5 separate regions of the Mus musculus genome follow, and regions 2, 3, 4 and 5 are each linked to region 1. A link is a loop called in an ENCODE intact Hi-C map of the cell type or tissue named here. Cell type or tissue: heart. All regions are shown on one strand. Links, peaks and the distances in the headings refer to the core of each region. The heading gives the core; the rest is flanking DNA.

The links. A loop is a pair of places that touch in the nucleus more often than their neighbours do. Peaks named below come from ENCODE experiments on the same cell type or tissue, not always from the same donor. Only the 100,000 strongest peaks of a DNase experiment are listed, where the experiment ranks them.
Region 2: it touches region 1 in a loop (11-fold over the local background); 41 of 42 quality-filtered maps call a loop at or near these places.
Region 3: it touches region 1 in a loop (5-fold over the local background); 9 of 42 quality-filtered maps call a loop at or near these places.
Region 4: a loop joins it to region 1, with 7 times the contacts of the local background. A loop is called at or near these places in 7 of 42 quality-filtered maps.
Region 5: it touches region 1 in a loop (8-fold over the local background); 10 of 42 quality-filtered maps call a loop at or near these places.

What each region holds. Positions count from the first base shown.
Region 1 is chr15:7,223,073-7,229,197 of GRCm38, forward strand. All of the region lies in intron 17 of Egflam (EGF-like, fibronectin type III and laminin G domains), which reads right to left. Among named protein-coding and RNA genes, the nearest start is that of Lifr, 97 kb to the left of the region's middle. In heart, for the core only: no CTCF peak of the experiment used is centred there; DNase peaks (open chromatin) are centred at 1,299 and 3,379; H3K4me3 peaks cover 688 bases; H3K27ac peaks cover 1,274 bases.
Region 2 is chr15:6,907,248-6,913,372 of GRCm38, forward strand. No RefSeq gene overlaps it. Among named protein-coding and RNA genes, the nearest start is that of Osmr, 36 kb to the left of the region's middle. In heart, for the core only: no CTCF peak of the experiment used is centred there; a DNase peak (open chromatin) is centred at 2,694; H3K4me3 peaks cover 404 bases; H3K27ac peaks cover 535 bases; H3K27me3 peaks cover 220 bases.
Region 3 is chr15:7,441,254-7,447,378 of GRCm38, forward strand. Gm41263 (a long non-coding RNA gene) reads left to right here and starts at 1,048. Exons shown (of 4, transcript XR_875019.1): 1 at 1,048-1,460; 2 at 2,197-2,287; 3 at 4,598-4,739; 4 at 5,079-5,598. It overlaps Gm41262 (a long non-coding RNA gene), which reads right to left. Exons shown (of 3, transcript XR_001781710.1): 3 at 2,159-2,445. In heart, for the core only: a CTCF peak has its summit at 2,692 (motif pointing left); no DNase peak of the experiment used is centred there.
Region 4 is chr15:6,881,392-6,887,516 of GRCm38, forward strand. No RefSeq gene overlaps it. Among named protein-coding and RNA genes, the nearest start is that of Osmr, 10 kb to the left of the region's middle. In heart, for the core only: CTCF peaks have their summits at 961 (motif pointing right) and 2,653 (motif pointing left); no DNase peak of the experiment used is centred there; H3K27ac peaks cover 263 bases.
Region 5 is chr15:6,837,157-6,843,281 of GRCm38, forward strand. It overlaps Osmr (oncostatin M receptor), which reads right to left. Exons shown (of 18, transcript NM_011019.3): 6 at 5,626-5,761; 7 at 4,797-4,948; 8 at 536-675. Among named protein-coding and RNA genes, the nearest start is that of Osmr, 34 kb to the right of the region's middle. In heart, for the core only: a CTCF peak has its summit at 3,183 (motif pointing right); no DNase peak of the experiment used is centred there.

The DNA of each region.
Region 1 (6,125 bases), core at 559-5,558:
CTGCAGAGAAGGCTTTGCAATGTGCTGAAACTTGAACTGTCCCCAGCGCTTCTTGGAAGCTGGAGAGGAGCTGGAGCCATGTGGAGAGCAGCTGGGGATAACCCCAGAGTTTTGCCAAAGGAGGCAGAGAAAGTCATCCCCAAACAGGGCCCAGCGGGGCTCTTTATTTGGGGGATCATCTCCTGAAGACCCCGGCTCTGATATGAGTGACTGAGAAGTGCAACGGACAAGCTTCGGGCAACATGAAATCCTCCTGGGTGAGATTTGATGAAGCCCTCACTCCAGGCTCACGCGGAAGCACAGGCAGGGTAGGCCTGGCTATTCCCATTTCAGAACAAGGTAATCGAGATCCCCCCAGCTAGAACGCAGACAGGCCATGAACCAGACCTCATTTTGGTTTCTGCCCACCTCCTACTCTCCAGTATTTTAGAAACGAATTTCCTTCCTCCCCATTTCCCATCCCTTGGTCCTCCTGAGAAATCAGCCTTTCATAGACATCAAAAGAGCAGGCGTGTGTAGTGTCACACGTTAGGGTGTGTGGAGGGGGATTTCTGCTAGAGAAATAATCACACAACCCCCCTGCTTTCCTCTTTGGAAAAATACAGAAATAACAGCTTAAAGAAGCCAAGGCAGAGTAGATCTCACACTGAAGAAATAGTATGTAAAATGAGGGAATAACTGGCTTATGAGACAATTATAACTCCAAGAACACACGTTGTTGATACAAAGAAGAAGTTGTCTAAGGACTCCACACCCAGGGAGGGAAACCTATCACTTGATTGTGAGCAGTGGGAGAGTTTCAATTTGACTTTTAAACATACAAAGAGAATGAGAGAGAAAGGTTAGTGGGTAGACAGCCATGGGCCAGGAAAGCAGAGACACTGTGGACTGGGAAAGCAAAGGAGAAGCAAGGACCAGAGGGATGCGCTCCCAGGACTCAGAGCAACACTGTTGGGGTGGGAGTGGGGGGGTGGAGGAAGAGGAAGGGGTGGAGAGGAAAAAGAGGAGGGGGCGGGAGCTCTTGGTTGAGGGGCCAGCCCCTTATTTCAGGAACTGTGGGCTGATAAGGAAGCAAGTGGAAGATGCCCAAGCTGACTGGCATAGGAGACTGACCTCGGCTAAACATAACCAAGAAGGCCCCAGTGGGCCCTCTCACTCCAGAGTGAGAGGTACAGCCAGGACCCATCGCTGCTGTTGTTGGCCCTGTCTGTGGGACTGTCGCCAACAGACATCATTCTCTTTTGGACTTCTTGAAATGATCACGCTGCGTTTGTCACAAGTCTGCTCTGCAAACAGACGTCCCCCCCCCCTCCCCAGGAGGCATCTGTCTACACGAGTGGATTCTAGTCTAGCTGCCTGCCTGCTAACACCCTACCTCAGTACTTGCCAGCTTGGGTACCCATGCTGGGAGGCAGATCCGTGGTACCTTGGTTGGTGTGTCTGATTCCCACTCCCGCTTACCCCATTTCCCTTCTGCCTGCAGTTGGCTGCACTGGGCTCAGGGCCTGGCCAAAGCTGGAGGCTCTGGCAGGAGCTCGAGCGGTTCAATCTTCCAGGCCTTACTGTACTTACTATTGAGGCAGTGGTTCCCACACTCTGCCAGGTGCCAGCATGAAAGAGAAAAGGAGAGTCAGCACTCACAGACATGGTACTTTAGAGAGGAGATCGTTGGGAGCCAGGTTTTCCTGCTTCATGAAGCCTTGTGAAGATCCACCACAGAATGGAGGACAGGCTGTGGCAAGAAGCCCTGGCCATTTCTTCAGGGAATAATTGATGTTGTTCACCCTTAAGTTTATTGCACTTGAGGGTGGCAGAGAACTAGAGACTTATCCTTACTCCCGAGACACTACTTCCAGCTCTCCTTTCTACTACATCTTGAAAAATGGCTTGCTACCTGCTGGCTATTGAGTGTTCTTCAGGCTGCATGCAATCAAGCAACAATATACCAACCAGCCACACCTTCTCTCTTGGATTTTGAAAAACCAAGCTTTTTTGTAATTAACTAAGGGTAAGGCAGTCTTCAGAAACCACACCATTAAGTACCACGACAATGCCCTCAAGTTAGTCAATGCATGAAGGCACACAGGCAAAAGAGCTGTTCCATTAAAAAAAACACCAGTTCCAGAAGAGACTACTGAGCTCATTTCCCAACCTGCATGGTTTAGGTTTTATTGTAAACATGTTTACACTTTAACCTAACCTTCAGACCAAGCCTTTCCTGTGTTCATTCTTTCGCTGCCATGGCCTGACTCATGTATTAATGAAAATGCCTCGCCATTCACTCGCATCTGTACACGACAGCATGTGATGTTGGGTGGTGCAAAAACTGCCAATGAAGAGTGCAAGTCCCATACACCCCGACCCAAGAGAACCTGTCATGTGAGAGAGAGATTTGATGTTTTTGATAAAGAGTTGGAAGGTCGGGTCTCTCAACACACTCAGAGAAGACCATGAGGGTTCTAGGGACTCACAGTCTCAACGCCCACGAGGCTGGTATGCAGCACTGCTTCTGGGTACACCTCAGGGCCAGGGAACGACCAGGTTCATCGGATGGTTAGCTCTCAGGGCAGATGTACCTTTCAAGGGCAGTTTACTTGGTTCATAATTCTTTAGTGTAATGGCTGAGCACATCCAATACCTAAATCTAAACTGAATCTTTTTAAGTGCTGACATCTGGAAAATTCCACACTTGAGATCATGGTGAGGGATCAGTCAAAAGGTGGGCACACTAAAAATGCTGCAGAAAATTGCTTCCAGGTTCTGTAGAAATAGTATATATTGGAAACACAAATAAACCTCATACTTAGATTTGGGTCCCATCCTCAGGGTATCTCTTTATGTATATGTAAATATCCCAAACTTTAAAAAAGTCAAGTCATTTTGGATAAGGTCTATATAACCTGACTTCGCAGGTTTTACACACACACACACACACACACACACACACACACACACACACAATCTTTGTCCATCCAACTAGCCCTGCAACTAAAGACCAATGTAACACAAACATACCCATTTTTCCAGTGTTTAATGATGTACCATTCTAAGAAAACAAATCCCCAGCAGTATGCATGACTTACATATTTTAGTAACGTTTTTATGAATAGTCTTTTTAAACTGGGTTTATATCTACTGAAGCTATTTTCCTATACAATGAAACAAAAAGTATTTTGTAATCACCCAAATCAGCTACAGCAATATACAAATCTGCTAAGTTCAGCACAAAGCATCCCAAGTGCTGAATGAGTGTTAGATCAGGACTGCTCGGGGAAGAAGGACCTTTGAAGACCCAGCCTTGCTCAGGAATGTTATGCCCTAGGCTCAGGCTTCGGGTTGCGGCAAACAGTCCACCTGCCATGGAGAAATGTCTCCATCTAGTGGCCAGCCTGACTCTGCAACACCTGTGTCCCAGCTGTTCTTCAGAAGGGCGGCCATCACAGCTAACAAGCTGTTTTCTTGGGTGACTTGTTTGCTTATGAGGATGGGTGAACCCCAGGAAAAACAGCTGTACCTTGTGCTCACCCACGAAGCACTCCAAATACAGCAAAGGCTTTTAGAATTCTTGTGGAAGAGTGAGCTGTATGAACTGAAGTTCTCCATAAAACGATAACAACAAAAAAACCAAATGTACCCCCCAAAAAAACCAAAACAAAACAACAACAAAAAAAAACTTTGCCCATGTAAAAGATTGTACAAGGCTGACCGACATGTCAGAACTTCTGAATGTGGAGAGCTGAAATGTTGTAAAGCCAGAATCTTGGCTTGGCCTATCTTTATTAATTGTCACCCGTTGTCCCCCTCTGTACCTGACCTAAAGTTTTAGTGACTCGCACATGAAACCTTGTGAGGCATTAACAGAACATTAGGTTCCACCAAGCAAGAAGCCAAAAATATCATCGGAGAGCGTCTGAAAACTATAACATGAATATTCCTGCTTTCCTGTAACCCACCTAGCTGATACTCCCACCAATACATTTTAATAATGCTTTGATTTATCTTTTTCCCCTATAACTATAAGTAACTCAAGAAACTATTAGTACACTGGAACAGGGTATTTTGGGCAACCTGAACCTGTGCTTCTGGGTAATGTCACTCTTAGCTCCAGAATAAACTATTAAACTATACATAATATTACATATAGCAATAATGACTATATGTAAATATATAATTTCTCATTCCTTTGAGGTGAGAACTGTATATTGCAATAACAGCTTTAATTGTTTAATTCATATTTATCCACATTTATTTGACCGCAGACCCCAGCTCCGGTCTCGTGCACACACATGTGTTTGTAAGTGTGGAGGAGGCTGTGAAGGGAGAATGCCATGCACAAATCAGTCATTAAGAGACCTTGAAACCCTTTCCAGACTCATTGAAAGGCTCAGCTCTATGCTCTTGGCAACTTATTTAGACACAGGCTGATGGCGGGGCTGAGAGCCTAGGTGGGTGAGAAAGTGTGATGAGAGGGAGAAGGGAGGAAGGAGAGGTCCCATGATGGAAATGGTGTGGAGGTTAGCCTCTGACATCCTTCTTGAGATGAGGTGGGGCTGTAGTAGTATATTGCAAGAGGCACTGCCGTTTGGTGAGGAAAGATTTCTAAAACCGGGAGTATTCACATCAGAGGCAAGAAGACCAGGGAAGCCTAGACTTATGGTTTTGTGGACTCCTGAAGCAATGGAAGTGATGGGTGGAGCTGAGGGCTCCTAGCTCCCCCTAGCTTCGTGGAGTCTGAGGTTGATGTTTCAAGACTTGATTCTGTGCAGCTGCAAATGCTATGGAGAAATTGTAGGGTGTGCGTGTGTGTATGTGTGTTTGCATGAATGGGCACGTGCACGAATGTGCATGCATGTATGTGTGCGTTCTATCAAATGGTAAGGAGAAGTGTCAGATGTCCTCACTAAAGCCCTGAGGCATCAGAGTAATGATGGAGAAAAATCACCTTCCTCCTGATGGAAGTGTTCTTGGAGTGGCTTCAGTGAGGTTTGGTTCTGGGTCTTGACTCAGTAGTCTGCCCCTTTGCTTAAAACAACAACAACAACAACAAAAACAACAACAACACAGAGGACCTACATGTAATGCTTGCCTCACTTGGGAAGCTGAGGCAAGAGGAGTGTCACTAATTCAAGGTCACCGTGGACTACAGAGTGAATACCAGAACAGCCACAGCTACACAGGAAGACTAGGTTGTACTGGCTAGTTTTGTGTCAACTTGACACAGCTGGAGTTATCACAGAGAAAGGAGCTTCAGTTGAGGAAATGCCTCCATGAGATCCAGCTGTAAGGCATTTTCTCAATTAGTGATCAAGGGGGAAAGGCCCCTTGTGGGTGGGACCATCTCTGGGCTGGTAGTCTTGGTTTTATAAGAGAGCAGGCTGAGCAAGCCAGGGGAAGCAAGCCAGTAAAGAACATCCCTCCATGGCCTCTGCATCAGCTCCTGCTTCCTGACCTGCTTGAGTTCCAGTCCTGACTTCCTTTGGTGATGAACAGCAGTATGGAAGTGTAAGCCAAATAAACCCTTTCCTCCCAAACTTGCTTCTTGGTCATGATGTTTGTGCAGGAATAGAAACCCTGACTAAGACACTAGGTCAAAGGAAAAATATCATAGGCAAGAACACACACACACACACACACACACACACACACACACACACACAAAATCCTGGCAAAACAAAACAAAAAGCCAAAACTAGTTAAATCTTCTGTGTCGCATGTTCAGAGCATATTGCTGCTTTGAAGCATAGTTTTATGATGAAGTAGGAGAAGCTCCAGCTGCTAAATGTAGAAGAACCCCTTTGTTGAATGAGGCAGGATTCCCTGGCAACCGCAGAGGGCTTCCGAAGCATTCTTGCTCTTTCTACCTTTGAATCTGCCCAGCTTATAGTGTCTCAGTGTTTTCCCGCTCTAAGGAATATGGTCACTGTCGATTTCCCTTGCCTTTCCCCCCAACCCTTCCAATGGAAAAAGATGCCCAACATCCTAGCAGCATGTAGGTTACCATCCACAGTTACGTGCCCACTGAAACCTGAAGAAACTGTCACAGAGCCCCTTTAGCCCTCCCAAGTCATTGCCACAGGAGAGGAGATACGGGATGTAGGTGAAACCTCTCATACACCTTCCTGCAG
Region 2 (6,125 bases), core at 556-5,555, 320 kb before region 1:
GCCCGTTGGAATATTTTCTATGACATACCATACCGTCCTAAGTGTGGTAGCAGCTAGAAAGATTTTAATCTCCGGAAGAAAAGTTTTCCCATATTCTTCTTTAAAGTGTCTATTCTTGGTCCTCCGATATTTTATTCGACTGTTGGGATTAACTTATGAGTTTCCTCCAAAGCTAATGGGAACTCTGGAATTTTACTGAATACATGAAGTCATGTGTCTCCAGGCATACACACTCACAGAATCGATGAGTTGTAGAGCATTGCATTTCACAAGGTCTTTTTGGCTCTTCACCAGCTCCAATCTGTCACAGTCTCACAACGCCATGGAAGGAGATGCTGTGCTCAAGCAGCCATGAAAGTCTTTGTTTATAGAAAGCTGCGATAAAGTGAATCTATCTTGGGTTCTGATATTGCTTTTACCAGAGTAGATTAATATAAACCTGCAACTAGACGTAGAAGGAGCCACTACGTATTATAGCAGCAAAAGCAAACCACCAGCAGCAGCAGCAAGAGTCTCCTTGCATTTAGTACAGTGTATCTTTGTCTTCTATTGGGGATTGAAAGATTTGTTTCTCAGAACAAGGAGTGCCAAACCAATTGATGTAAGAATGATAAGTATGTGGGATAACATGGATGCTAGTGAAGTTGAACAGTAACATGCTTGGGGACCTGAGTCCTATCTTCAGAAACATGGTTTTAAAAGGACTGGGCCTTGTGGCATGTGCTTGTGTTTGTGGCGTTGGAGAGGAGACATGCAGATGCTAGGAGCTCACTGGCCAGCCTAGCCTAGTTGATGAGTTCCACGTTGGTAAAAGATCTTCTCTCAGTCAATCAGTTAATAGCATACCTAAGGTGGATCTCTGGCTGTGTGTGTGCCACACACACACACACACACACACACACACACACACACACACACACACCATGGGTTTTACGTAGACTAGCCTGCTCTTAAAATCAATCTTAATTTGTCTTGAAGTTAACTTAGGTACAGCTAAAATTGTCATGGCAACTTACGGTTCTATTACACAGATGAAAGTCATCATTTTTCACAGCCACTATCTTGGCCATGGAAGCTCAAGGAAGCGTTGCACTTGGGATTCAGTTCTGTTTTACATGTTGATGTGTACAGATGTCATCTGAAGATAAAGTGGGCTTTCCGCGCTACTGTTTCCAATGTTGATGTCTTTCTCACAAAATCCTTCAGACATTTGCTATAGGAGAAAGGAATCAACTCCTAAAGTTGCATTAGAATTATATTTTTGTGAGGCATTGATTTGAAAACCATGGGACCACAGTCAATGGCAGTGACCAGAGGCAGGCTTGCATATGCACGGAGTGAAGGTTGTGTTTTCATTTGACTGCACAGTCAATTTGATGGGCCGATAATAGCTGGCTCTTGATCATGTTAGCATGATCAGGAAAAAAAATCACTTTTCAAATTGGGTGTTAATTCAAAGTTGCATAACTCTTTGTAGCTGCTAGTATGCACGGAATGAAAGGATCTCTGCTCTCAAGCTGGACAAAAGAAAAATAGCTCATTCCTGTGGGACCGTTCCAGGAAGTTCACAGACTCAAACCAGGGGTGGGGTGGGGCTTTGAAAATGATTACAATTGAATAACTTCGCTTGTCATTACCAGCCAGTCTGCTATCCCTGATTGACAGCTGGTCAGCTATTCCTGATTGACAGTTGATCTGTCAGTTATCTCGAATTATCAGTTGATTAGTCAGCTATTCCTGATTATCAACTGATCAGTCAGCTAGCTATCTCTGATTGTCAGTCAGCTTCATGAGCTAAGCATCAGAAACAGTAGGTTTCAAACACCTTCGTCTTTTAGCCACTGTGGCAAATACCTGGGGGGGGGGGGGGGCAACATGAGGGAGGAGGGTTATAGCATCGTGACAGAAGGGCGTGGTGGAACAGAATTGTTCACGGCATGGCAGTCAGGCTGAAGAAGGGCGACGTTTCCTCATTTTTGCCCATCGGGGCTCACCGCCTACATACAGCGTTAGCGATGCACGTGTTCAGCGTTAGTCAATCCTGTCTGAAAAGCCCTTCACAGAAGTGCTTTACTAATCTGCTTGGCACTTCACCCTAATCAAGAGAGCGATCAAGGTTAACAATTCCTATGAGTCCCGTAGGGCCCCTTGCATGAAGACATCACCTAGAATTCAACCCGACCTGAGAAAGAAAAGGAAAAGAGAAAAAAAGAAAAGAAAGGAAGGGAAGGGGAAAGATAAGGGACGTTCTGCCTTGTCATTGATTTCACGGGTGCATCACAAGGTGGAGTCGAGTTCTGCACTGTCTTGGAGGTGACCAAAAATGAGAGTCAAGTTTGGAGAAACAAATGCTTGTTCTCCTAAGTTTGGATTAGAATGGCCTTTGGGCAAAATTCCCTCATTAGCGTCGAATAAATGTTTTTCCATCATGAGCAAAAAAGATTTTATACAAATTCCATTTCCCAGAACTCCGTGAAAGAAATGGAAACTCCCTTTTCTGATGTTACAAAACAACTTCCCCCCACTAAACCTGCTTTCTCCTTATCCCCCAAGTTCACTCTGCGTCTGCTAGGTGGCGCTGCAGGCTAATGCATGGGTCCCTTAGCGCCTCGCGGGCGGCTGTGTGGGAGGCTAGGCAGGAGGGAAGGAAGCAGCTGCCACTGTTTCCGTCCAGTTAGGATATCAGCACAGTGGAAGGGAGGAGACCTGCTCTTGCCAAGACTTGGCTTCTGTCAACTTAGGAATCGCTCATCATCTTCTGGATGGATCACAGCTGGCGCTGAAGGGGCTGAATGGGCTTCGTATTTCTTTAGGGAGATTCTGGGGCGCCCAAGCTTGTTGAGAAAGGCTGTGGGTTTCTTTGTCCGAATTTCCAAAAGGTGTTCTGTAACTTTGGAAGAAAGACTCAAGAATGAAAGGAAAACATCACAATTCAAAGGTTTGGGGGAAACCAAGCTGTGCCCTGCTTTAACTGGTTCCACACAGTGTAAAACAGTGGCTTTCAGACTATAATTTGGCCTGAATGCTTGTATTTTTATAAGGAGTATTCTGCACCATTTTGAGAGCACTTGTGCCTGCCTCTCCTTGTGCACGTAGGTACCACAACTTGTCCACTACTGCCTGCAAAGGACAGACTGCTAAGTCATAAAACTTAGTTTTTAAAGGGAAAGGAGATATCAGTTACAGATTTAACATAGTAGATTGGCACGCAAGGGCACATAAGTACATTCAAACCACATCAGAAAACTTGGGCCCAAGAACTTATCAAACACAACCAGACAATGGAAGCATGCAACACCCTCACCGGGATCCCACAAGCAGGACACCTAACTGTGGTCTCCTACTTCCCACTCAACCCTGTAGCCCAGGCTCAGACCTGCAGCAGCTCTTCTTTGACTCGGGGTTCTTTGACATTTTTTTCTAACAACCAGCAGTGGCTTTCTTTGTATCTGCCTCACCTTTCTGTCTCCACTAGGGCTTCTTGGAACTGCAACCCTACCCCCACCCTCAACCCCCCTGCTTTGGCCTTTTTGACCCTTTTGTTGCCATTCTGTTATCTGCATATATACAGAGAGATAAAATGACTAAATGCTGTGTAACATGTGACCCAAGAGTTAATGTTAGCGATTAAGATGGGAGTAAAATATTTCATGTTTGTCATTGGGCAGCTATCAAAGGCCATCAGGACTATTAGGCTAACTGCAGCTGACAAAAACAATACAACCTGTGAATTTATGGTTATTTAATAAACTATGACATTGTAAAAAGATACAAACATGTCTGTCTGCGTTTCTGACTTAGTGTTCTCAAAGCTGTACTGATGCTCAATCTTATAAACCAGGTCCCTGGTGGAGGGCAGAGATTCCCACTTCAGTCTTTTCCTAAGCAACAGATGCTTCCTGCTGCAGCAGGACCTGGGACAGCCTTTCTCACCCTCTGCTGCTTTCAGAGTAAGCTAGGGTTGACTTCTGGAAAAGCACAGAGGTAGAGTTCCCGGGAGCCCTGTGTGGTCTGGAGGACCCTAGAGTATCTAGTGACTTAACAGAACTCCTTTCCCATCTTGATGAGGTCTAGAGCTCTGAGACTACTGACCTTAACAAATTAAAGACTCCTTTAAATGTATATAATACAAAATATTGCATATATAAGCATATACATATATATAAACATACACATGTACATCATACACACACACACGCGCGCGCGCACACACACACACACACACACACACACACACATATACATGAAGGTTTTAACTGGAGAAGCAATATGGAGGTGGTCAGGAAAAACCCTGGGAGAACCAGGGCCTTGGTGGGGCTGGGTAGGCAGGATGTTAACCCAAGGAGAGACCACAAAGACAGATTTGCTGCCTGGGTAGCAGTGTGCCCCAAAGTGCTTGTGTGCAGTCTGTGCCTGTGTCCAGGTTTGGGTTCTGGCTCTTTCTCGCCTCTTTCACTCTCCCAGTCACGCCTGGGGGAAACGGTGAGGTCTGTGGGTTGGATTTGAAAACTCAGGACTGAGGAGGAGCCTTAGGCAGAGGGAATATCGGCATCCATTCCAGAAAGAAGACTTCCTTAAGATACAAAGGTTCCCACCCAGAGGCAGAATACACACTCCTACCCACTGTAGAGAAAAGAAGACATGCCAGGAGACACCGAGGAGGAAGGAGACACTACACAGCAATGTACCAAGGGTCAGAGCAGGGAGGAGGACAAAGGTTAGGGAAAGAGTTCCAACAGGAGCTTGTGAATGAGAGTGTGTGAGTGAGCACACACACACACACACACACACACACACACACGCACACGCACACGCACACGCACACACACACACACACACACAGAGAGAGAGAGAGAGAGAGAGAGAGAGAGAGATTGAGATTTGTAGACACAAGAAAGTAAAGAGAAATACTAAAGTCCAAAAGTAGAGGCCAGGAAAGTAGCCATCCAAATGGACATGTGTGGGTTTCTGAGCCGCTCTTCTGACACTGCCCTAAAGATATGTGTCCTGCTAGGCATTGCTACATGTCATCTCCATCCTGCAATCTATCTGTTTCAACCTCAGGGACCTGCAGCCCTTCCTACATTTATCTCTGCCACAGCAACGATAACTTCTTTTGGCAGTAAACATCAGTAACCTTAAGTGCCATGAGTCATATTTTCAATTTTTTAATTAAATTATGGTCTGGCTGCAGTTTGATTTATTTCAGCCCAAATTAATTTAGAGTTGAGTCCACATAAATTTACATGGTATATTTAATACAGTGTGTGATTGTTCGGATTGTAAAGCCTGGTAGATTGATAGTCTCCTAGCAGGCAGAGCGGTAGTAATTGCAATTAAGGGAGAGGTTTACCTTACTCCTGAAACTATAGTCATAGAGGAGATCTGCTCTGTTCCTAGGAAAGACAGGGGGAGAGCCTACAAGTGCCCCATGTTCCCTAAGTCTCCTCGTTAAAAGTTGTAGCAATATGCTAAAGCTGCACTAAAACTAGCAGTGATGTGTTTCTTTCCCAGAATGTTAGAGATCGTAAATTTATACAGTAAGCATCTAGGGGGAAAAAAACCCATCTAACTCACGAAAATCTACTAAATCCTATTTTAAACAGCGAGAGAGTGAGTCATGCTGAGATGGCGTTCCTAGAATTCTGATAAAAGAAAAAAAAAGTCACATTAATTAATGTTCCTGAGAAAGGGTCACGGCTTACAGGAAATGAATTGGAAGGCGACAGGAAGAAGGGTGGGATACTGAGTGCTTTGGATAAAGGCAAGTGACAGCAGCCATCAGAAAGATCTGATTTGATGGGAAACGCAGGGATGCAGGGTAGGGCAAGAGAGGCAGGGGGCTGAGAAGAGGATAGAAGGGGATGATGGTGGAGACACTGGCTGGAGGCTTGGAGCGCGCAGTGGGAGGAGCCTAGTCAGGAAGCAGAGCCTGGGGAAGAGCTGCAATGCCCTTTCTCCTGGTTGCCTGTTAGCCAGGTGATTTGTGGCATGGAATTTTCTAGAACCTCTGAATGTTGAAGGGGATTCAATGGGCCTCGCAATTCTGGTAACTCACTTGACTGTGTGGCCTCAAAGGGTCAGTCAAAGAGTTGAGTTCTGCAAGAGGCAGAAGAAGCGGGCCT
Region 3 (6,125 bases), core at 401-5,400, 220 kb after region 1:
CAACTGCTCAACTCTAACACAAAAGCAGCTATAAACAAAACTGAAACAACTGAGTATGGCTGTGGCCATTACAGCTTTCCATATAGAAACATACAGTGGTGTGGGTTTGACCAGAGAGCTGGCACCTATTCAACAACAAGTTTTGGAGAAAGACTGATGAATGGATAGTCTGAGAAGAATTCTGCAAAGAAGAATCTGGTCCTGTGTGACTCCACGTCCTCTGTAAAAGCCTGCTTTATAGGGTTATGTTGAGGACTAATCAGGTTGCCCTGGGAGCCCAGCCCATAGCAAACCCTGCATCCCCTCCACAGGGGTTATCCGTCTTCCCTAAGGACCAGCCACTGGCCCTATTCTCCTAGGACGGATTTTCTAATCCAGTGAGTCAGACAATGAAAGAAATGGATATCAGAGAGTGATAAGCACTGTAAAGGAAAATAAAGCAGGGTGAGGGTAAAGGGGGAGGGGCTGGAGGAGCAAGGGAGCCATGCTGATAAATGCAGAGCAGAGCAAAGTCTCAGAGATGTGGCCAGCAGAAGGACTGGTGGGAGATAAAACAGAGAATCTGGGCACGTGGGAAAGGCAGCTTAGGGGTCATGGAGGGAAGCCTTCATCTACTTCTGTATGAGAAGAAAAACTGTTGAATTTCAATGAGTTTGTACTCATGTATTGTACGTGTGCTTATGCATGTATCACTCACTGTGCCTGTGGGGGGTCAAAGGACAATTTGTGGGTGCCTGTCCTCTCCTTCCACCTGTTCTGGGGATGGACTCAGAATGCCTGGTTTGGTGGCAAATACAGCTACCAGACTGAGCTCCAGAATACCATCACCAATTAGAGCTGTTAGGATTACTCTGAGCTGTCAGTGTATTCCCTGTGTGTGTCTCTGTCCCTCTGTCTCTCTGTCTCTGTTTCTCTCTGTCTCTGTCTCTCTCTCTCTTCTTTATTTTTCTTTCTTCCTTCTCCCTAACACCCCCCCCCAATTGCCCATGATCCTCCTTTTCTCCTCCACGCCTTCTTTTAGCAGACATTTGACTCTGTTGGAGGCGCCCAAACCCCAGGTTACTCTCCAGCTCCGAGGGAAGGTTAGCCAGAGCAGCTCAGCTTTCCAGTAAGACTTAACCTAATTCCCCAGACAGAAAAGGGCTTAGTGAGAACAAGATGAGCATCAAAGCAGAGATCATCAGGAATATTTTCTCGTTATTTAATAAACAAATGCCGAGACGTTTTAAGACAAACACCAGCTGCCCCGCACTGCTGTGAATGTTGCAGAGAACACAGGGATGTGGGACTGCTTCGTCTTGTGCTATCTGGAGCCTGAGTTTATGAGGGGCTGTGTGTTTATCTCGGGATTGGGAATATAACCAACTCCTGATTACCTTACCAGGGCTAATGGATAGTCATAAATATTCCAAGCAGCTGAAAAAAAATCGAAGAATAATTTTTGCAGACACATTTTTAAGGTAAGTTATTGTCCCGATTAAACAAATATTATGTATGTGGGTGACAGTGGTTGTATGAGTTCACAAATCATATAGAATTGTATGAATGAGAGATGGGACGAAAAAAGCGTTTGAGAGAAGAATGTGGGAAGTGGTGGGGAGAGGAGGAATGTGCAGAAGCGCCTGCCAAGCATGCGTAGTGTGGGCCAGCAATAGTCAGAGCCCCTGGGTAAAGTACAGATTAAGTCAGCTCTTAGTCCCAAATGCTAGAGGGCTGAAATTCTACTCTGCTCAGAAGGAAATCACTCAGATTCCTCTAAAAACTGTCACTGACAGGGTTGATGCTGTACAACAAGACTAGAAGGCTTACCGAACTTGCTCTAAGAAAGCTTGTCTGGTTAGTAACCCCCCAGGCTGCTCTCCTACAGCCGGGAAGCCACTATCCATGCTTTGCTTCTATGAGTGTGGCTGTATGTGGAAGTATTTTTAACAATTTGCCAGCGGTGGCTCTTTTGTGCTTCTCAAATTCTAATATGAAACCAATCACCTGGGAGAAGGATGCAAATGCAGATTACGGCCCAGTGGGTCAACAGCAGGCCCTGACTTTCTGCATTTCTTAAGGGCTCCAATAATTTTTCACCTAGCAGTAAGCTCAGAAGTATCGATTTAAAAACCGGAATGGCAGACTTTATACTAAAATTTTAATTTTTAAAGGACGGTCTTGTGTAGCCTCGGCTTAGCCCAATTTTCTCCGTAGCTGGGGATGACCTTGAACGTCTGAGGATGACCTGGAACGTCTGAGGATGACCTGGAACGTCGTCTGGTCCTCACAGGTGCAGAGATGACAGGTGCGCAACAACAGACCTACTCCATCTTGCAGTGCTAGGAATCGAACACAGGGCTTCCTCCTCTCCTTATGCAAGCGGTCTATCACCTGAGCCACGTCCTCCAGATCTATGCTTCTTGACTAACTGTGAGCATGAGTGTATTTACGGCCTGGAAGTCTCTGAAATTCATAAGAACAGAAGAGTTGAGTTTAAGTGTTCTGGGTAAATTCACCTGATTTTGGGGGGAAAAATCAGTTCGATTAGAGGTCCTAGTACCTGGAACTCAAGTGGATGCTGATCTTTTTTAAAAGTAGATCTTCTAGCTTGGACCCCCTGATTTGGGAGAATGGAAGGTCTGTTTAGCACAATATTTAAGCTGTGTCAGGGTTGGAGCCTGGAGCTTGTTAGAGCTTGTTAGCTTTGATCGCCATCTGGTGGCAAAAGACAATAGAACTGTTTCTTTAAATAAAAAGAAAAAAAGAACAAAAAAATTGTGTGTGTGTGTGGGGGGGGGGTGCATACATATAAGTGGGTGGGTGTTTGTGTCTATGTGTGCCTTTACAGACACCGGGACAAGACACTGGGTGTCTTCTATTGTTCCCTGCCTTCCTGCTTTAAGAGAGGGTCCCACTGACCTGGAAGCTTACCATTCAGTTAGTCTGGCTGACCAGCCACCTCTCTGGATCATCCTATCTCTATCCCACTATGATGGAGTTGTTGTGTGCATGTGGGCATTCTCGGATCTTTACGTGGTTGCTGGGTATTAGAATTCAGCTCCTCCAATGTTCATGCTTGCAGAGCAATTACTCTGGCCTACTGAGCCTCTCTCTCTCTCTCTCTCTCTCTCTCTCTCTGTATGTCTTTTTTCCCAATGAAAAAACAAAGTATAGCTCTCACTTATGCTTGATGATACTGTGTTATTCTAAGTAAGAATTATTAATGCTAAAGGTATTCCTTCATATAATGTGTAGGTTGGGATTTAAGATAAACTTGGCTACCACTTTCTTTCTTTCCTAACTGTGTGTTGCCCAAAAACTCTGACTTAACTCACTACTATCCATCATCACTGTTGGTGTTGCTAGTGGCACTGAATATTGAGAATCCAGGATTTTGCACAGGCTAGGAAGCACTCTAACCTGGGCTACATCTTCAGCCCTTAGTTTCTGAGTTAGTTTCAGAGTTAGGGTCTTGTTACGTAGACCAGGCTATTTCAGACCTTGCTGTATAGCCTAGGATCATCTCAAATTCATTTCAACCCTTCCTAAATTGCAGCTGTTTACCACTATACTACCACACCTGGCTTGTGTCTTCTCTTCTTTGTCATGCGACCATGGGTAGATTGCTTAATCTTGGAAGACCACGAATTCTAAGTATGTAAGAAAATCATTAGCTACTTCAGTAGGTTGTTGTGAAATGGTGGGTGCCATGTGTATTAGTATTCTTTAGACAAATAAAACCCATAGAAAATTTGAATCAGCTTATGCAAGCTGATCAAAATAGTCCCAACTTACTACCTCACACTATAGAAGCTGAGAACCCACTAGTCTCATAGCTGATGAGGTGGGGTTTCTCGGCAGTCCCAGGCTGGTACCACAGGCCTGGAGGATTCCCAGAGACCTGCTGGTTCTTGGTCCACATCAGATGTGGGTTCTAATATCAGCAAAGGAATCAAAGCAGCAGTTGGTAAATTAACTCAGCAGCTCGAGGGAATGCCACAGCAGCAAAGGAGGAATGGTCTTCTTTTGGGAGGTGCCACCAATCATTTGGGGTGGCATGTCCCACATCCATAAAGCACTGAAGACATTTCCTAACTGATACTCCCATAGGCCAACCTGATAAAGACAATTCCTCAACTGGGAGCTCAACAGCAAGAGAGGGAAATGTGGCAGCAATGTTCTTAGTTATACTGTGAAAATAAGAACTCTAAGAAGCACCCATGACATGTTGTTAGTTTCAAGCTAAAAATAACAAAGATGAGGCCCAGAGGGGAAAGTTGCCCAGTAACAAATCCAAGGTCTGATCTAGACAACAAGTTTTATAACTTGGCTGTGAATTTTTCAAATGATAACTGTCTTCACTCTACTTATTAACCCAATAAACCAAAGGAAAAAAACCATTACTAGTCAGTTTTCACTACATCAGATGCAGTAACAAGCATCCCTGGGCTCTCAGGATTGTTTGTTGTTCCCATTACTTTGCCTTTGTAGGTTTTCTGAGCTGTGGATACTCCCATCAGCCATTGGCACTGCTGCAGGAAGTGCTGGATGCTGGTGGGTGGAGTAGTGAAAAAAAGTGAGCAGTTTTGACTTTGATTGCTTCTTTGTTGTCTAGGAAGCTGAGGTAAAGAGAAGATGCTGGAAATGTGAGAGACAAGCTAGCAAAGTGGCCTCTGCATCAGCTCCTGCCTCCAAGTCCCTGCCACATCTGAGTTCCCGTCCTCACTTCCTCTGGTGATGAAATGTGATATGGAAACGTAAGTGAAGAAACCCTTCACTCCCCCAAGTCACTTCGTTCACGGTGTTTCACACCATGTTAGAGCAATAGCAACTCTAAGATCATCGGACTCCAGGAGTCTCTCCTACATATGCAAAGATTCTTTTTAAAAGAATCACAGATTAGAACGAAAACCTGTTTTCTTCAGTAGAGCTTCAGCCCAGCTTGCATTAACCAAAACTGACCCAAAATTCTGTGGCCAAAATAAATGACTCTGCACTGAATTTGCGGCTGTTAGCCTGTAGAAATCAATTATTACACAGGAGTATCCTTTCAAAATTTATAATGCTTGTTTCTTTTCATTTAATTTTTCCCTAAGATGGAGCACTGTAAGATATGTGGATAACCGATGAGTCCTGTCAACAACTCCATACCCAAGCTTGCACAAGCACATCTCCATTTCCAACCTAAACCAATCTGGGTGATGAGGACAGAAGACTTTGAATATGGGTACAGTCTAAGTCCGTGAGGGAAAGAGGAGGAAGGCATTCATTTTTATCAAGAGTCTAGGCTTATCTTTTTCTGTCACATAGGAAAGCAAGATGAGATGAAAAGAAGCAGAAAACAGAGAGAGCACGAACAGGGAAAGGAGGGGGAGGAGAGAAAGGAGACAGGGAAGCTGGTGGTAAGAAGGAGCAGTGGAGGGGGGGGGGGGGAGTTGGAAAATGAGTCCCTGTCATCAAGGGAAGGACAGAGTCCCATTAGGAAATCCAGGAGGCTGTAATGCGGAGACTGGTGTTTCTCCATCCAGGGAACTCATAGTCTCCTCTCCATCTCTACCCCCTCACTCTCTTTCCCTCTCTCCCTCCCTGCCCCCTCCACCTCTCCTCCTCCTCCTCATCTCTCTCCAGATCCCTCCACCTGTTTCAAGAAACAAACATCTGCTATTGCGTAATGGCTAACTGTTACGGATTGTTTTTATACCTTACACTGCAGATTCTGGGCGTCTAGGCTCCACACAATTCATTCCACTGTAGTTCTTGCCTTTTAGAACATTATGCTGGATCTTGGTAAGTTACAGTGTGGGAGCTCTTAGTGGCTTTCTCACTACCAAGGTTAGTGTGGTTACTGAGATAAAAGGGAATGAGGTTGGGAAAAGGGAAAGGTTAGGAGAGAGCACAGTCACCAGAGACAGGGCCTGACAAAGGGTCTGTGTGGCTAAGACCAAGTAAACAGACTCTCTATGTTAAACCTTTTATGAACACATGATTTTTAGAGCTAGGCAGGAAAAAAATGATTGTCTATTAGTGTAATTTAGCAAATCAACAGCAATGTGGTTCAGAGAACTATGTTTATGCCTGGAACTTTCCAGTAGCCTTCAGATAACACCACATATACATAGCCATGGAACAATTAATTTTTAGCC
Region 4 (6,125 bases), core at 509-5,508, 340 kb before region 1:
GCCATCAGAGTCGGTAGGTGAGAGGAGTGGAGGCAGCCTGACTAAGACATCTGAAGGCTTGGGACAGTCATTGTCATTCATATTGGCTGGAGCGCAGACACACGGCTCCAAGTGAGCCAGGGAGTCTAGGAAAACACGGAGCTTTGCTAATAACTAGCAATATATTTTTAGTCATACAACATAATTTGGTTATAGAATTATGGTTCTGAAGTGTAGTTAACGACAGGAAAATATCAAGTTCGATTGAAAAGAGCAGGAAATAGACTCCCGTCATTCTAAATCTGGGAAAAAATAGTGTTTTACCCACATATGCATGTTTACTAATAAGAACTGAAAGAATGTAAAACATATAACTTATGCTACTTCAGGGAGTAAGGTTATATGCCTGTTTGTGTAATTTATACTAGCAAAGAAATTGCTAAATTATTCTTTTCTTCTGTGAGCGAGTGAGTGTGTGTGTGCATGTGTGTATGTGTGTGTGTGTGTATGTGTGTGTGTGACTGTATGTATGTGTCTGTGTGTGTATGAGTGTATGTGTGTGAGTTGTGTGAGTATGTGTGTGAGTATGTGAGTTGTGTGTGTGTATGTGTGTGTGAGTTGTGTGTGTGTGGTGACATGTGTGGAAGCAAGAGGACAAGTTGTAGATGTCTGTCTCTGCTTTCACCGTGTGGGTCATGGGACTGAATTTAGGTTATCAAGGTCGTGTGCCTTCCTTCACTTGCTGAATCATTTTGCTGACTTACATTTTCTGATTGTTTTGTTTTCAGGATTCACTGGCTAGCACAAAACAAACTCGATTCTTGTGGACTTTTTGCTTCGTTTCCTTTGGTTTGTTTGCTTGCTTGCTTTTTTATAACTGAAGAGGAAATCGTCAGAGGTCTTGGTAGGGGAGCTGACATTTAAACCCTTGTAAGTAGGAAGTAGGAATTTAGCTAGCTGAGGAATTTCTAGGCATGTGTTCAGTCAGCAGAGGGCAGCGCTCAGCTCCTGGGCGCCTCTTTTTCCAAACATCACTGAGCCAACTTGTACGCTAGCTGTGCTAAGAATCACAAATTACATTCATTCCTCCTGAAGTTGAAGCCAAAGCCTATGTAGGACACCATCAGCAACAAGGCTCTCTGGATTGTGCAGGTTTTTCTGAACAAAGTAAATAAGCAAGCAGGTCAGGCCTTACGGAGCTTCAGCCTCAGTTCTATGAAAGGGGACACACAGCATAGGACCACTGCTTTAGCAAGCATACAGCCATGCCATTGTTTGTTTGTTTCATTTTTAACTTTTTATTGATTCTTTGTGAGTTCCACATTGTGCACCCTCAGTCCCATTCACTTTCCCTCCCCCTCGTGTCCATCCTCAGCCCTTGCAACCCCTCCCCCAAACCCACAAAAACACACATAAACGAAGCAAAGCATAGAAAACATCTTGTGGTGGAAGCTGTAGTATGTTACAGCGTGTCCCACAGTGTACTACTTAGTCTAACATCTTGTGGTGGAAGCTGTAGTATGTTACAGTGTGTCCCACAGTGTACTACTTAGTCTAACATCTTCACTGTGAATGTTCACTGCAGTGAGTCATTGGTCTGGTTTGAAGTCCGGATTCTATGTCACTGTCAGTACTGGATCCTCACCAGGACTCCTTTTGTATATCCTGTTGTTGCCCCGTGTCAAGTAGATTCTGCAGCTTTGGATCTATAGGCCCCGCCCCTTGATGTGCTCCAGCTGTTTGTAGATGGGGTAGATGTTAGGGTTTGGGGTAGGCCAGCTCAAGGCCCTGGATCTGGGCCTGGGTGGTAGCTGAGCTGGGCAGCCTGACAGCTCTTCTGCACCCACACCACAGGGCAAGCTCTCCAGCACTGCTAGGGCTAGGACACCTGATGCTGCCACTGGCAGAAGGCAAGGTCGGCTCTCCAGCTCCCATGCCCTCGGACCTCCAGCTCCAGCTCCATTGTGCTGCCCGGTAGCAGGAGAGGAAGTGCTGCAGCCTGAGAGGAGCTGAGCCAGCAGTCTGTCAGCTCTCGTGCCCTTGAGCATGCTCACCCAACACTGCTCTACCAGGGCCAACTCTACTGTGCTGCCCAGATGAGATGCAGGGCCAGCTCTCCTGCCTTTGATTGCAAGAGAGCTGAGGACCGGGCTAAAGGGTTCGGAGATTCCAATAGGGAAGTGCTTTCCAGAAACCACACTTATTTGTAAATCAAGATTGCTGAGTAAAGAAATCATTATTCAAAGTTTCTATACAGGACAAAGAAATTTATGACAGATTCTCAATAGGCAAAATACAGTCAGCTGGTTAAAAACAGGAAAATTTGCTAGAAATGGATGTATAATCTACTATATTGGAACAATTTATAAAGATGACCATGTCTGATGTGGATGGGATCCTGTGTTGACAGCTAATACTCAAATGCATCAAGTAGAAAGATAAATCAGCCAGTCTTTAATCAACTGAAATTTATAATGGAGAAGTTGCTACTCTCAGAAACTCCTTTGCTCCCAAGGCAACTCTCTGCAAAGATACTGCGGGCGGGCGGGCGGGCAGGATGCTGACTTTCTGCTGTGCACCTGTGCCCTTGACTTGATACCAGCTTTGGAACTCATCTCAGAGCAATGAGAACTGGGAATGGGAAAGAAGAGGAGAAAGGCGCCCCCTAGTGGCTGCCTCTTAGAAAGTGGGCTATGGAAGGAATTTGCTTTAAGCATTATTATAGAGAGCAATGAGGCTTAGTCTCCTATCACAAGCCTCCCAGGCAGAGCCTCTGACTAGATTTTGTCCCCTATAAAGCATTCCTTGAAGAATATACTTCAATTTCATTTCACTTAACTGGGAATGGAGTACACGGTATTGACGTATGTTGAAAAGTAAAGTTCAGAACCATCAAGACAGGAATAGGGAGTTGAGCAATGGAACTGTGCCCTGCAGAAGACAGACCAGACTCCACTCCTAACACAGCACGGAGACATAGGACTTCATAGCTAAGATGGAGAATAGGGCCAGCGGATGGGAAACTGCTGAGGGAACTATCACAGAGTTCTGCTTAGACTGACCGTGTGCATGATGAAGACAAGCCTGGGTGACCAGTGTTACCTGGCATGGTAGAGGGTATCTGATAAGGGTATTTATTTATTGCGTGGAGTCAAGGACTCTGGCAAAATCCTCACAGATGAGGTAATATGCGAACTTTCTCCCGTCTGAAGAACATGGGACACATTCAAAATTAACTGTTTAGTCTCTTTCTTTCTTTCTTTTTTTCTTGAGGGGTGGGTTTAAGACAGGGTTTCCCCGTGTAGCCTGGGCTGTACCAGAATTCACTTTGTAGACCAGGCTGACCTTAACTTGGAGATCTGTCTGCCTTTGCCTCCCAAGTGCTAGGATTGAAGGCATGTGTCACTGTACCTTGCCAAAATTAACTTTTTAAATGATCTTAAGTTATAAAAGATTGAGCAAACAGGGAGGATCACGTGGGTTAGAGAGAACTGGGGTCCCCAGAGGAGTGTCTGTCTGTGAAGTGTACGCTGTGTGCCGGGATGACTATTGAACAAACCAGTGGCAAATACTGGGCCCTCAACTCCAAGCTACCTCCATTCCTGTTAGCGCTCATGAGTGCAGGGCTCAGCAGAAAGACAGGGCCTTCATGGTCCATGCATACTGTTTTCTCAGATGTACCGCTGCAGAGACACACTGTGTACTAACTGGGAGCCTTGGTAGAGTACGCTCAACCACATAGTATGAGTCCCTTCTCACGTACCTACCTAGCAAGGAGGATGGATGCAGGCAGAGGTCCAGCCCTTGCTCCACTGGCAGCCTTGAGCCTGGGCCGTTCTGGAAGCACCGACTTGGTGTAACAGGCACAAGGGTACTAGTGATGGTTAATTTCAGATGTCAGCTTGAGATCCAGAATCACCTAGGAGATGAGTGTCTGCGCATGCCTGGGGGAGGGGCTGTCCTGATTGAGTGAGTTGATGTGAGAAGGACTCTCACTGAGAGTGGCACCAGGCAGGAGAAACTGGGTGGGGCATAAGCATCCAGCCCTTTCTGCTTTTAAATTGTGGATGCACTGTGACGTGGCCTCAATCTCCTGCCATACGACTCCATGATGGATCATGTCCTCTAACTTTTTTTTTTCTTACATTGGACATTTTACCACAACATCAAGACAGGGAGCCATTAGAGCACCTTAAGTGCTGGTGGCCTGTGTGTGCAGTGCGCCATCCCTTAATGGAGGTAGGCACCCTGGGATTTACTGTGAAACTAATGACAAACATTTTCCCACAGTCCTGGGAAAGTCCCGAGGCGTGTCTCACATGCTTATAGTTGGTCCTAAAATCGAGATTTTAGGGTAATTAAGCTAATGTAAATGTTCCATTTAAGATTGTTGTGATAGCGGCTTGTAGGGGCAAGTGCAATTATTATTACCACTTTGTGATGGAGACACAGAACAATTTGAAGCAGCAAAGCTTGGATCTTATAAACTCCCTCACTCCAATGGCAGATCATTGAGAACGGGCATATTATTTCTTATTTCTTTTTTTTTTTAATTCACTCTTTGTGAATTTCACACCACATATCCCATTCCCACTCATTTGCCAACCCCTCCTTCCACATCTGCCCTCCATCCCGTTAACCTTTCCAAGGAAAAAACCTAAAAATTAAATTTAAATAATTTTTTAAAAACCCTTGTCATAGAAGCTGTGGTGTGTCACAGAGTGTCACGTAGTTCAGCCTTTTACCCAAACAACTTGAGTTGCAAATGTTGATTGCAGTGAGTTGCTGGTCTGGTTTGAAGCCTCTGGCTCCTGTTACCCCATCAATACTCGATCCTCACCGGGACTCCTCTCGGATATCCTGCTGTTGCTCAGAGTCATGGAGATCCTGCAGCTTTGGTTCGGGAGGACCAGCCCCTTCATGAGCTCCATCAGCTCCAAGGTAGGGTAGATGTTTTGGTGGGCTAGGGCTGCTCAGGCCCACTCCACTCAGGCCGAGCCAGTTCTCCTTTGTCCAATGTACTGCTGGTAATGACCGATGATGGGCGCGGCAGCTGACTAATGAGGGGTGGGGCCTCAGTGCAGCCCAAGAACATCCACATGGTCTTTGATGGTAACATGGACCACGGACGTTATCACAGACCCCTGCTGCTGCCATGAATGGAGACATGGCCTTCAGTGCGCCACAGACCCAGACCTCAGCATGTCCTCAGGCGGCAGCACAAGCCGCTCACATCAAGCTGTTCCTTACCAACGTCCACTCTCCAGTTCTGCCTCTCTTCATAGTGGACAGACCGTTCTCTTTCTCTTCCATCTCTCCACCACATACTTGCCCATCATCATATTGGTGCCCGCCTGCCTGCTTGTGCCGTGAGACAGCAGCTGACGTTTCTAATGGACAAAGATCTCAGGAACATTGCCAGACACTGTGTTGTCCTGGTCCAGAGTCTCCAAATGTCTAGAGACACCAATAATAATTGCTTTTAGATATGACTCTAGCCAGAGGAAACTGTAACAGGCAGAGGACAAATTGTGGAGGCCATACTAGGAGGACACTATGGTCCCTGAGAAGCCAGCCTGGGCAGTGTGGAAGCACTAACAGTCAGCAGGGTGTTTTATGACCTTTATATTCTTCAAGGCTTTGCAAGAGAAAGCTTTTCTGCCATGCCCTCAAGTTCGATATACGGAGGACTGTGAGTTAAACTAACTGAAGGATAGATCGACAGAAGAAAAAGCATGGGCGCTGGGCAGTGGTGGCGCATGCCTTTAATCCCAGCACTTGGGAGGCAGAGGTAGGCAAATTTCTGAGTTCGAGGTCAGCCTGGTCTACAAAGTGAGTTCCAGGACAGCCAGGGCTATGCAGAGAAACCCTGTCTCTAAAAACAAACAAACAAACAAACAAACGAATGAACGAACAAACAAACAGCATGGGAATTTTAGATTAATACAGACAATATAGTGTATAATGGAATATAATACGAAGGAGTTGTTAGAAAAGAAGCAAAACTCAAAGAACTGGTTAGACCCGGCCATTGTTTTATCACCTTACAAAGTCAGGTCATGAGGAAAAGACCAGGAAAGGCCTGGTTGGAACTGGTGGAAGATGAAGGCTGCTTCTGTACGGTTCGTTTGTAGGTTCCTGTGGTG
Region 5 (6,125 bases), core at 512-5,511, 390 kb before region 1:
TAAGACCAGGTCTTTCAAGGGAAAATTTTTCCTCCTTACGTTTTGTTTGCTTGCTTGCTTGCTTTTTTTCATGCCAAATATTTAGATCAATTGCAGGACCCACTATCAACAGATCATCCACACTATGAACCAATGTTGAAGTAAGGGCCTGATGGAGTAGTTTATCATGTATTGTTGGGTTGTTCTTTTTGTTTGGGGGGCAAAGTCTTTCAATGTATCCCTGGTTAGCTTGGAACTCACTATGTTCATCAGGCAAGTCTCCAACTTGTAGTAATCCTCCTGCCTCTGCCTCTCCAGTTACAGGTGTGCACCAGCATGTTTGGTTTGAAATAAGGCATGTTTTTGTTTGTATTTTGGTTATGTAGCTAAAGACAGCTTTAAACTTGTGATCTCCTAAGTAAACCGTTTGAATGGTAGGATTACAAGTGTGTGCCACCCAAGCTGAAAAAAAAAAAAAAAAAAAAGCCCACTCTGCCATCTCTCTGCTAAGACACATTGACGATTTTTAAAACAGGAAATGAACAAATGTTCTTACATGAATCACTTCTCCATATTGGAGTTTAACCTGACACAAAAGTGTGTAGTTGTTTCCATGGGAGTGAACCTTCCAAGTCATGTTGGCTTTTGTAGCACCTATAATTTTAAGGGTGACGTCCTGCGGAGCCTTTGGATGAACTGTCAATAAAAGAACAAGAAACAAAAAAAAAAAAAAAGAACTCAAGCAGATCCAAACACAGAGCTTAGTAAATAGGCAATTCATTTCACCACTTATTCATTCACCAGTGCTTTTTGCTTATGTTTAGAAAAATGCAGACAATACTGGGCTTGCTGACCATATGTACTGTGTCAAGTATATAATCTCTTTCATTCACTAATTGCCCTTATATATTAATACTAAGTACATTAATCACTGAAATAAAACACAAAATGTAACTACACACAGGCACTTAAAATTAAATACCATCAGTCAGGTTGTGGAGGAGAGTCAAACTTTAAAGAAGGCTGCCAATAGAGAAAGGTTATAATGCAACCAAAGTCTAACTAAAATAATATTCACAATATCAAGGAATACCTCCAAGCAACCCAGTATACAAAACATTTGATAATAATCTTACCAATTTTCAAGGGAAAAGATCATTAACAAACACCTGCCTCCAAATGACCCACGTGCTAGAACTGCCCCAGGAGAGTTTAAAATAAGTCCATGAGCGAAAGCCACACAGGTGAAATGAATAGAAGGACAGTAGTTCTCAGCGAAGAAACTGAAGCTAATAAAAGGGAAAAAGAACGTGGGGAGGCTAACGTAGAGGTGGGTTACATAAGGCAAGGGATGGTGAGGCTTGGCTGAGATGGGGCAGGGACATTCAGACACTAAGGATGTTTGAAAACCCATAGAGAAAACAAGTATTTTAGAAGCATCGCATGTATAACTTTTCATTTAAAAGAGTTATCCTACACCGGGGACTATGCTCATCCCAGGTACGGTACATTGGCAAATAAAGGAACCCAGCACATTCCCTTAAATTGTTGATCAGAGGCATTCCAGAGACTCTTAAAATAGTGCAAGTTATTCCCAGTGCTCTTGGCTGCCCCCTCGAACTTGACGGTAAGACCTTACTGCTGAAGCTACAGCACACATTAGTCACAGGACATGGAGAAATCAAGTCAATAGTGACCAGAAGGTTTCCTGCCACTGGGTATCTTTCTGGAAGAAGTTATACAGACTGCTGTGGGAGGGTAGGAAGGCCGTCAACAATGTCACCAACTGTGAACCCAGTGAACTGTAATAATGACCAGTGTGGTAAGATGCTTTTAGATGCAATAGCGGTATGAATGCTGTAGGGGTAACCAGCACCTTTATGCTGGGATTAATGGCCCATCACAGAGTAGGAAACACATGCATGGTACCATAAGTCTGGCCAAGACAGGTGAGATGAACATAGCATCAAACTACACTCTAAATGTCTACCTCTCTGTGCAAAGAATGGTGTGCGGAACAAAAGGTAAACTAAATAATAATGGCAGAAAGGAGGAGAAAAAAAAAAAAGAACCGGTTTAACATTTTAGAACAGGAAAGTACAGTGTGGGAAATGAGACCCTGGCTAGGAGTCAGCTGGGAAATGTGGAGAATGGCTATGGGCCATCACATGGGAAACTCCTGCCTAGGAAATGGAGAACAGGACATGGCCTTGTTTATATGGAACTTAACATAGATTTTTAAAAGATGTTTCAAACACCCTTGTCACCTTGTGATATCCAAGTTGACCATTCACAGAGCTCTTCTAAGCATGAAAACAAACAGCAGACTTCTTATATCATGCCAAATGCCAGAACCATATGAGCTGAAAGCCAAAAGAATACCCCAGAGAGAAAAATGATAGGTTGGCCTGATTAACCCAGAAATGAGGAGGAGGTAGGGAATGACTAAGTGTCTCTCTAAGCAGCCTCTGTCATTTTGGTTCTCTACATCAGGGTGATGGACAGCATCCCTGCCTTTAAATGGAGCCTCCTGTAACAGGATGCCTTGCAAGCCATTCAGCAAGACATGGTCCAACCCTCACATTCTCACCCTCAGAACCTTTAGACTCTGCTAGCCTAATGCAGTCTTCGCTGTTCAGAACCTCCAAGTGTGCTTGAGTACAGAGTATGATAGCAGAAAACTGCCACCAGGTTTATATAAGTCTCAGAATTGGAGCATGGGCATTGACCTCCACCTCCTGTCCCAGCCCTTTCTTCCTTGCTTCATTCCAGGGTTTCACTATATTACAAAGGATAGGGTAAAACTCATGCTCATCTATCTCAGCTTCCCAAGTGCTTGGGCCTTGCTAACACTGGGAGTTCCTTGCTTGCTGATAAGTACCATTCTCAGACCAGGCTTCAGATAACCAAAGCTTTACATGCGCCGCCATGGCAGGAACCACCAGTTCTTACTTGGTTAAATACAAATTCTGCGAGTGAAATGGAGCAGGGTTAACAGAGCTTAGTTATTCAGTGAAATTGTGCATTTAAGATGGGGACCATTTACCCCTTGAACAGATGTCTCACTTATCAGAAGGGTCAAATTACCCATCCATGATGTTTAAACTCTTCCCGATATTTAATTGTGGAGAATTAAAAACCTATTGGCAAGGTTTACTGACAGCCTTGTCAAACCAAAACCAAATGAGTGTTGTGGCTGTCATCTGACCAGTAGATGGCAACCTTTTGACTAAAATTGAGCATGGATAGTCCAATCTGCTCTTATGCCAAACTACATACTGTGATGACAGTCACAATGTCTGTCCCTGTCATTCCCCCACCCCCACCCCCTACATACGGGATAGCGGTGGGAAGTGGGGCTAAGGCTTGAACCAAGCCTGGTGGGGTGTTTGTTATAGAGAAGAGTAATTAGTCACACCCTCACCATGGGAAAACTAACAACCAGTAGAGGAATGAACGAATAAATAACATGACCCAGCACATCATAAAGGAGAAAATGGTTGTGTTTCCAGTATAGGGAGAGATATTTAAACTTGTAACCATCAAGAAATACCATCTTAGGCTCAATTAAAAAATAAACAGCGATTCTACAACCTTCGGGAGACTAAGTAAGCTCACAGAGTGAGCATGTAACTGGGAAAACTACTTCAGAACACATTTGAGAGGTAAGCACTCAGGAATACTATGTCTTTGCCAATTCCATTTTAGGCACATACTGAGAAAATATGGACATGTCTACAGGCACATGTAAAATCCTAAATTAATTAAAACTCTACCCCAAGCAAAACATGATACAACTTGAAAGCCACTGAAAGAGATGAATGAACAAATAGTGTATGTTCACAGGAAGTGCTACATAGTAGTACAAAGAAGAGATTACAGCAATGTTTCCAGGGTAAACACATCATGCCAATATTATATAATATTATATAAAAAGTAATTCCTAGATTGCTATAGACGCCTTGTTATACAATAGGGCCCAAACTTCCCAGATCCTTAAAAGAACAGGGAATGAGAATACACATCCATATTCCTACATACAACTGAAAGCAATAGACAGTCTAGGTAGAAGAGTAGAGAGAGAGGTTCTGGGAGAGGCCATGCAATAAGTATATGCCTCGATACTAGTTTTCAAGTTTGTTAGCGAGCTCACTGATACTTGAGGTCTGATCAATGTTGGTACTCTGTCTGGACTCTACCCCTACAGTTACCTGGCAACAACCAGGTATGCTCCTCCCCACAGTTACCTGGCAAGATCCAGGTAGACCTGGCCCACTATAAAAGGGGCTGCTTGCCCCCTCCTCACTCTCTTACTCTCTTGTTCTCTTATTCTCTTGCCTCCTGCTCCCTTGCTCCCTCTCTCCCCATTCCCTTCCTCCCTTCTCTCCACATGGTCATGGTCAGCCTCTACTTCTCTACTCTCTCCTTCTCTCTGCCATTCTCTGCCTATACTACTCTCTTAACTCTCCTCCCCAAGCCCAAAATAAACTCTGTTTTATACTATACCATCCTGTAGCCGGCCCTCGGGGCATGGGGAAGGATGCCTTGGTATGGGCCCACCAAGACATCTCCTTCCCCCACACCTCACCACAACCATAGAACATATTCTTATATCTTTATCTTTTTACTATCACAACAATCAAAACAAGTGCTTTGGAACGCACACATCCATGAGGGTAAGGGTGAACAAATAGAAGAACAAAGATTAGCTTCACTCGGGTTGTAAACTAGGCCAGTATCTGCAGCAAATTTACTGGGTCGAATTGTATATAATGGCATACTAGTGTCCATCATGGGCTGCGACATTGCTGTCTCACCTCTATGGGTCAGGTTAAAATTAATGTTGACACTTCTTTTCCTTAGTTGGTTTTCAGCTGTGAGAGTAAAGTTATACATTTCCTGTGAGCCTTCAGTGATTTGCCAGGTATAGGAGTTCCTGTAGTTAGAAACCTCACATCTCTTAGAGAACCTTAAAAAGTGGAGGGAAAAAAACAAGACAGGAAAGACAGGATTTAAACACTTCCATCAAAGCAGATGTATCCTAATTCCTTGGGACATTAAAACCATAAATCCATTGATCTGTCACCAATGGATACCAATTATGAAAATGTTTCACTAAATTTCTATATATGAAATTTCCCTGTGGGTGCTATTAACATCAATTGATCTAGTTGAATATTCTTAAAAATTTATAAAAATTGGAGAATGTTAGTTATATCAGCAGATAAGACTATTTTAATATAAAGATACTCAATCTATTACTCTTATGTAATTGTACGTGTTCTTTCAGAGCACATCAGGTAGAAGATTCTATACCCTTGTAAAACACAAAAAAAAGTTTTCTGGTGATCCCAGAAGGTAGTTCTAAAATATCAGCACACATTTTCGGAAATGTCTAGATAGAGCTCTACTTCTGTTCCGCATGTCTTTTTAATATGAGTAGAGTTGGAGTTTTTTTTAAAGACACACTAGTATAGGCTTAACTATAATGGGTAGGAGGAAAGGACGTACCCAGAAGAAAGGAAGACACATCCAAGAGTATGTGTGTCTTCTCTAAGGGTGTGTGCTTCTCTAAGAGAGAATCACTTGTCACATGACCATTAAACAAGGAAGACCCTGTAGATGATGTAACCAGAGCCAACTCACGATTCACATAAAGTGTAGTTTTGGAATCTTTGTTTACGCCAAGTCAAAGTCGTATCTACCCCAGGTTCCCATGAACAGTCCAAAGTCTTAAAGTCTCGGGTTTCACAGGAAACATTCTTAGGTTCCTCGAGCACTTCTGTCCATACAAAGGAAAAGATGAAAGATCTAATTAACCTCTTTGATTGAATGACAAGTCAAAGGGAAGTTCTGCCTGGGGTCTAAAATCACAGTCCCCAAACAATGAAGGGACCAAAAGATGGAAGTCAGCAGATCAATAGCCCCAGAAAGGCTCTTCAGGTACTTCCCCGTGTTAGATTCTCCCCATCCTGCGATATCTTAGGGATAAATAGCCTATAATGTGCATGAGGTTGGCACTGTGTCCATCTGAGAGAGGGTTGGTGTCCCATATTGATTCTGTGATGTCCATTAAAGCCCAGGTATGTCAGCCAGACTATGAACTGATTCACTTTTACAGTAGGGAGCAGAGAGTTCTGGGAATG